2 separate regions of the Homo sapiens genome follow, and region 1 is linked to region 2. The links are chromatin contacts, found by Hi-C or POLR2A ChIA-PET in ENCODE. All regions are on one chromosome and are shown on one strand. The core of a region is the stretch at or near the end of the contact, and the rest is flanking DNA. Distances in the headings are between cores, read along the strand shown.

Evidence for each region. Hi-C counts contacts between places; a loop is a spot of excess contacts on that map. ChIA-PET counts read pairs that join two places held with the same protein, here RNA polymerase II (POLR2A). Pooled maps may share reads with other maps.
Region 1: a map of endothelial cell of umbilical vein shows a loop between it and region 2 (3-fold over the local background). The contact joins two enhancer-like sites. A Hi-C loop is called at or near these places in 9 of 168 maps with a recorded cell type or tissue (Right ventricle myocardium inferior, Right ventricle myocardium superior, ascending aorta and 5 more) and 5 of 50 pooled maps. POLR2A ChIA-PET finds 5 or more read pairs at or near these places in 1 of 52 experiments (WTC11).

Annotation. Positions count from the first base shown.
Region 1 is chr3:25,507,756-25,511,067 of GRCh38, forward strand. All of the region lies in intron 3 of RARB (retinoic acid receptor beta), which reads left to right. Among named protein-coding and RNA genes, the nearest start is that of RARB, 81 kb to the left of the region's middle. Within about 2 kb of position 1,381, at least 5 of the 41 ENCODE cell types and tissues checked have a DNase peak (open chromatin) inside an H3K27ac peak, as active enhancers do.
Region 2 is chr3:25,592,531-25,595,638 of GRCh38, forward strand. RARB (retinoic acid receptor beta) reads left to right here. Exons shown (of 8, transcript NM_000965.5): 6 at 973-1,177; 7 at 1,990-2,148. Among named protein-coding and RNA genes, the nearest start is that of TOP2B, 71 kb to the right of the region's middle. Within about 2 kb of position 1,506, at least 3 of the 41 ENCODE cell types and tissues checked have a DNase peak (open chromatin) inside an H3K27ac peak, as active enhancers do.

The DNA of each region.
Region 1 (3,312 bases), core at 131-2,630, 85 kb before region 2:
TCAGAAGGAAAATGGAAGACAAGAAGTAGGCCAGAATTATGACTCGGGTGCTGTGAGGAAGGGAGAGTAGTATACCCTGGATGCCCCTGAGGTTAGGCTAGGTTCCCATGGGTCATTGGCCTCCTCCAAGACTGGGTGCCCCTACCCTGTGTCTGTAACAGAAACACCATGGAAGGTACTGTTGCTGCCACCCCCTCATTCCAGCTCCTTTCTTTCTGAAAACCACTGGCCGTGAATTCACACAGGGAGCCTCTTTGTATTGCTCTTTGAGGTTATGTTTATGTGCCCATGCCCTTGAGTGATGGGCAAAACATGTCTTTGATTTTGTTTGAGAATGCTTTTTAATGTTTATTTCACAGCATTTTTTTCCTATGACAGTTTCATAAGTGTATTTGTAGAATAGAGCAATTGAATAATCTCTGAATTTAAAAGTCCCTAAGCACTCATTGACACCTTCTCATTTGGGGCATATTGAGCTTAAAAACAGCTTTTCATAAAGTCTCTAAATTCCAATTTATACTTTAGACATGAACGTCCCCATGGGTCGATTGGATGGAATGAATGTGCTTTGTATGGACACTTAGATACTTCTGTGGGAGGATTTTGTTGCTCTGTGTTTCTCTCATTTCCCCTTTACTGTTAAACTTAGATTAAAACAAACCTTTTGGACTAAAGGCACTTAACCTCAGTTAGAATCACCTTTGCTTGTGCACAAATTATATTGATGTGCTCATTGGTTCTACTGCTGGATTTTACTGGCTTAATAACAGGGAAATTCATATTGTAGGTTGCACTGTGTAGTTGGGAAATTACATAAAAATCATCATCAGGGCACTTAATGTCTTTCTAATTTTAGTTTATTTCTTCATTTGTTCCCGTGTTAGATCCCAGCCTGTTACTTTGCTTCCAGGGTTCACTGTGATCATTTTGTTCTGTTCACCAGAAACTACCATTAACCCCCACCTTCTCTTCTTGCTCTGTGGCACACAAATCCCTGAAGAGCCCCCCAAAAGTAAGTGAAAGGCTGGAAACTTCCTACTTTTATACCTAAAAATGTCCTAGAAGCTGGAAAATAAAAATCTGCTGCCCCTTTCTACTTGCCAAATATGAATATTTGCCTGCATCTGTTTAGGAGATTTAAAAAAAAAAAAAATTATGTTTGGGTACCAGCAGCCCGGTGATGTCAGTGCCACTGTGGGACTCAAAGCCCATTAACACTCAGACTGAAAAGGAAGTATTAAAATTCCTTCAGCTTTACTAATATATTTCTCCCCACTGCCTGTCTCCTGGAGAGGGGACACTCAGTACATTCTCACCTTAGAAAAATGAGAAATTTCCATTACACAATAGAACAGCACAGGGCAAAGAACAAAGGGCTTTGAAGTTAGCCTGAGCTGAGGTCAAATGCAGCCCTCGCCTCTAGCTATCTCAACTTGGGCACATGGCAAAATTTTGCTTCACGTGAAATGAACTAACCCATTGCGTGGAGATTATCACAGAAATGTTGCAGGATTGTTTTGTGGATTGGACTCATGGGGTAATGCATTTAGCACCGTGCTTGGCACATAGTAAGTGCCGAATGAGAGTGGTTGTCTGCTACTGCTTCTTTTGGTGACACAGTTTGGTTGCCGCTGTTGCTGCTGCCACAGCTGTGTTTTATTATAGCTACAGCCTTGATTATACTTCAGGAGAAAAGTTAAAAGTAGAGACTCTATTCATTTTGAATTGTTTAGAACACCACAGCTTAGAAGTGCAGCTCCAAATATTATGTCACAGCCTTAAAAATAAAGTTTGCAAGCATGGTTTCTAAAATAAATATCCACCTTTCTTGGCTACTTAAACCGGGAGCCAGGTGGCTCATTTGCCCAGAGATGCCGAGACATGTGTAATCAGAGAATGGGAGAGTATCCTGGTATCCTGGAACCCAACTCCATGGAGAAAACTGAACTGGGGTGTTAGAAAGGACGCCTGGCCCCCTTCCTTCCTCAGTCAGCTCAAGGTGAGGCCATCAGGGTCTTCCAGCAGTGCTGAGCCCAAGCTAAATCGCCACAGAGACAAAGTTGCCCTTCCCCTTCCCCGTCCTCCCAGCAGCTGCCTTTCTTTGCTCATCTGGCACCTTCCATCTCTCCTCTGCCTTATTTGGGACTCTGTGGCCTGCCTTCCTCCAGATCCGTCATGTCCCTTCTCCCAACCAACTCCTGTCCACCCTGTGGCCTCCTCAGCAAGACTGCTTTTGCTGTTAGCCACCTGAGAGGAAAGCTGGGGAGGATATCAGTGGTGCTGTGGTAGTTCATGGTCATGAGGGGCTTTACTAATGGCAACAGCCCCAAGACTTCAGGTTATCCCATGCAGCAGATAGGACAGGAATCATATTCTGATTCAGTTTCCTGAGATTGAGAGAGGGTAAGAGACCTGCCTGAGGTCACACAGCTGGTATACACCCATGGGTCTTAATTCTAATTCCCAGCATCCTTTCAACTACCCTTTGCTTCTCTAAACAATGAAGTTCTTGCACATATTTAAAGCTACACGGTTTTCAGTATCTTCACCTGTATTCGCTCCCACATCAAATATTCTATAATTACAGGCCGGGCACAGTGGCCCACACCTGTAATCCCAGCACTTTGGGAGGCTGAGGTGGGTAGATCACTTGAGGTCAGGAGTTTGAGACCAGCCTGGGCAACACAGTGAAACCCTGTCTCTACTAAAAATACAAAAAAATTAGCCGGGCATGGTGGTGAGCCTCTGTAATCCCAGCTACTCTGGAGGCTGAGGCACAAGAATTACATGAACCCAGGAGGCAGAGGCTGCATTGGGCCAAGATCGAGCCACTGCACTCCAGCCTGGGCAACACAGCAAGACCCTGTCTCAAAAAAAAAATCTATAATTATGTGGTTTGATTTAACGTGTATACTAGTTTAATGCAGTATTTCCCTAAGTGTAAACTGCACACTGTGATATGAAATATAATTTTAGGGAATATTGAACTTGGCATAAGACAGTATGAACTCATTTAATGATAAAGATTTTCCTTTCCAATATTTATTGTCTTTTTATTACCAATGAGAAAAATCTCAGTTTGATGCCAATACAGCCTTAATTAATATTTCTTGAATCTCTGCTAATCTGTCTTTTTAACAGATGGCAACAATCCCTAGGTAGGACTGAAATGTATTTATTTCAGATGTCTGCAAATTTTCTTAAAAGGCCAGGCAGTAAATATTTTAGCATCTGCAGTCCATTTGGTGTTTTTTTGCAACTACTCAACTCTACTATTGCAGCTTCAGAGCTTCACAATTGAGCATGGCTTTG
Region 2 (3,108 bases), core at 256-2,755:
GGGCAGTGGAAACATGAACCAGGATTGAGTATCTACAGAAGCAAGGCATTTTTAGTTTGTTTTGCTCTGAGTGAGGCCTAGAGGCACAGGGCAGTGAGCAAGAGTCTCCTTAGTAGCTAGCGCCCCAGGGGGCCAACAGGGTTATGTGTCAAGCATACACTGGGTGGGACTGGGAGACTCTGGCAGAGTGACTCAGGCTTTTTGCCTGTAGAAATCCTGCCTACACTTTAGGGTTCGGTTGAAATGCTACCTCTTTATGGATCTGCCCTTGATTTCCTCCTGGCTATTTCTGAGCTTTCCTTTTTCTGAACTCCCTAGTACCTTGCTGGTTTCACTCATGTCCCTTGTATTACAGCTGCCTGTGTAACCGTGTGATCAGAGGCATCATGGGAGAGAGAGCCTAACTTGGGTTTGAGTCAGATTCAGTTACATGTTAACTATGTGACATTGGGCACATCACCTAACCTTTCTGAGCCTTAAGTCCTTCATTTGTAAAATAAGAATAATATTCACTTTACCAAGCTGTTTGAAAGATTGAATGTAGGGTATGTACAAAACTTGATATATACTATGCATTTAATAAATTGTCATTTATTGCAGACTGTAAGCTCTTAAAAAATAGAATCTTATTCATCTTTTTTTTTTTTTATCTCCAGCACCTGGCACAGTGCCTGGGACATAATTAGGCACTCAGTAAATGTTTATTTGAGTCAAGTAATGAATTACTTTTAAAAAGATATTTCTCAAAATTTCTTATGTCCTGTTTAGTGTTTCCTAAAAAACTTTAGCCCCTGGGTTTTGACTTCTGTAGTCTCTTAATGAAAGAGCTAAAGAAGACATTCAACATGTGAAAGGGGGACAGACTGCCCCAAGAGCTCCTTGGAAATCTTCATGTTATTTCCTGCTTACATCTGATTGATGATTTCAGGACAGGATGGCTTAGAACATCCATCAATTTTTTTTTCCTTCCAGATTCTTAGAATTTGCACCAGGTATACCCCAGAACAAGACACCATGACTTTCTCAGACGGCCTTACCCTAAATCGAACTCAGATGCACAATGCTGGATTTGGTCCTCTGACTGACCTTGTGTTCACCTTTGCCAACCAGCTCCTGCCTTTGGAAATGGATGACACAGAAACAGGCCTTCTCAGTGCCATCTGCTTAATCTGTGGAGGTACCAACTATGTAGAAAAGCCTCATGAAATTCCATGAAGAACAGTTTATACTTGTAATTTGTGAAAAATTCCTCATTTCCCTTTTGGAGTTGTTTTACATGGGAAAACATGTGAATAAAGCCAGGCATACATGCCTGGTTTCATTGTATTTTTCCATGTTGTTACAAATTAACTAATGGTATTTGGGATCCTTCTGCTCAGAAAGAAATCCCAAAAAGCTATTACTCCAATTGCCACAGATTTTTTTTCTTAAAGGCAGGATCACACTATTATAAAATGAATTGTCTGGGGACATTTGAATGATGACAAGGGACTTGTATGTGCTGTTTGTTATCTAGTGGGTAGGCATACAAGTATTTGGCTGGGCCCTCCCACCAACCCTTGCAGGACTGGGATAAAATTTAGCTTTCTTCTTTGTAGTGACCCCTACTGGCCTATAGGAGGCTGAATCGTAAGTGGTTAAAAAGTAATGGTTTTAATTAAGGAGCAGATTTATTTTATGCTAAAATAACCATCCTGCTCAAGATTTGTTTTAATTCAGTTTGGTAGTGACACCTTCTGGTCAAAGGAGGTAATTCTTTCCCTGGGACAAAAGCAACCAGGCATCAAAATGTTTATACTACCAAGGGGGGGCAGTTTTTTTTTGTTTTTCAAGTATCACTGCTTAAAGCAACTGCATAAGTCTGCAAATTTGTGTATGTAATTGAATTACCAAATTAATGAACTCATAACAGTAGGAATAAGGAAACAAGGAAGAGGGGAAAAGGGCATAAATCCTGATTTTGTTTAATACTTTATTCCTGGTATCCAGACCGCCAGGACCTTGAGGAACCGACAAAAGTAGATAAGCTACAAGAACCATTGCTGGAAGCACTAAAAATTTATATCAGAAAAAGACGACCCAGCAAGCCTCACATGTTTCCAAAGATCTTAATGAAAATCACAGATCTCCGTAGCATCAGTGCTAAAGGTATGTCTTCGTGCTCTCAGTACTGTAGTCACACAGTGGACTTGAGGGCCTTACCAGGTTGTGTTGCTTTATTCAATTCAGGATGTTTAATGGCTGCTTTTAAAGTCTTGGAACTCATTTCTCATTGAAATCAAAAGGAAATACTATCCCTCCCCCCTCTAAAAAAAAAAAAAAAACACCTCAAATCTTACCCTATTCAATTATCTTAACGATTGAGAGCTTTAAAATTCATGACTGATTAGAAAAACATTGTTTTCAAGAGAATGTACTAAAACAGGCTAATTCTCTAGGTTCATACATTTAATTCCAGCTTTCTACACATCTCTGGTTTATGTTACCTTGACTCCAGTTTTTCTTGAATATCTAAACCTTTGTTAAGTTTCTCTCAATCACTTTAGCCATTGCTCTTTTGTATATAGGCAGATTTTCTTCTGCACACTTCTAAGCAAAGGAATTCTTGCCTAAGAGGTATATTCTTTGCCTAGTGATTTTCTGTTTATGTAGCAACTCAAGCAATTAATAGAGGTGCCTAGATCCATATCACAGTTGAGTGTTTAACAGTAAGGTTTTTCTATGTAGAGAGACAACTCAGCAGCTATCCCTGGTACCAAATGGGCTATTGTCATTCTCCTTTCCCCATCAGACTACTTACTCTGTCTCTGAAGATGTTTGCTAGCCAAGGAATAAACTCTGTATTTCAGAAAGTGCTTAAAAGCACAGGGAACTTGTTTGACAAGCAGTCTTAACTCGAGCTCCTTCTAAGAGGTCTCCTAGATGAGCATTCTGAATTCATCCTTGCATGGAATTAAGAGTAGAAGTAAACAGCAGATACCAGTGTGGTTGTGAATACGGTATCTTTGATTTTTAAAAATGAGGCTGTTTAACATAATACTATCATTCTGTATAGATGACTAGACTAGTGATATCTAATAGAATTTACTGCAATTACAGAAATAATCT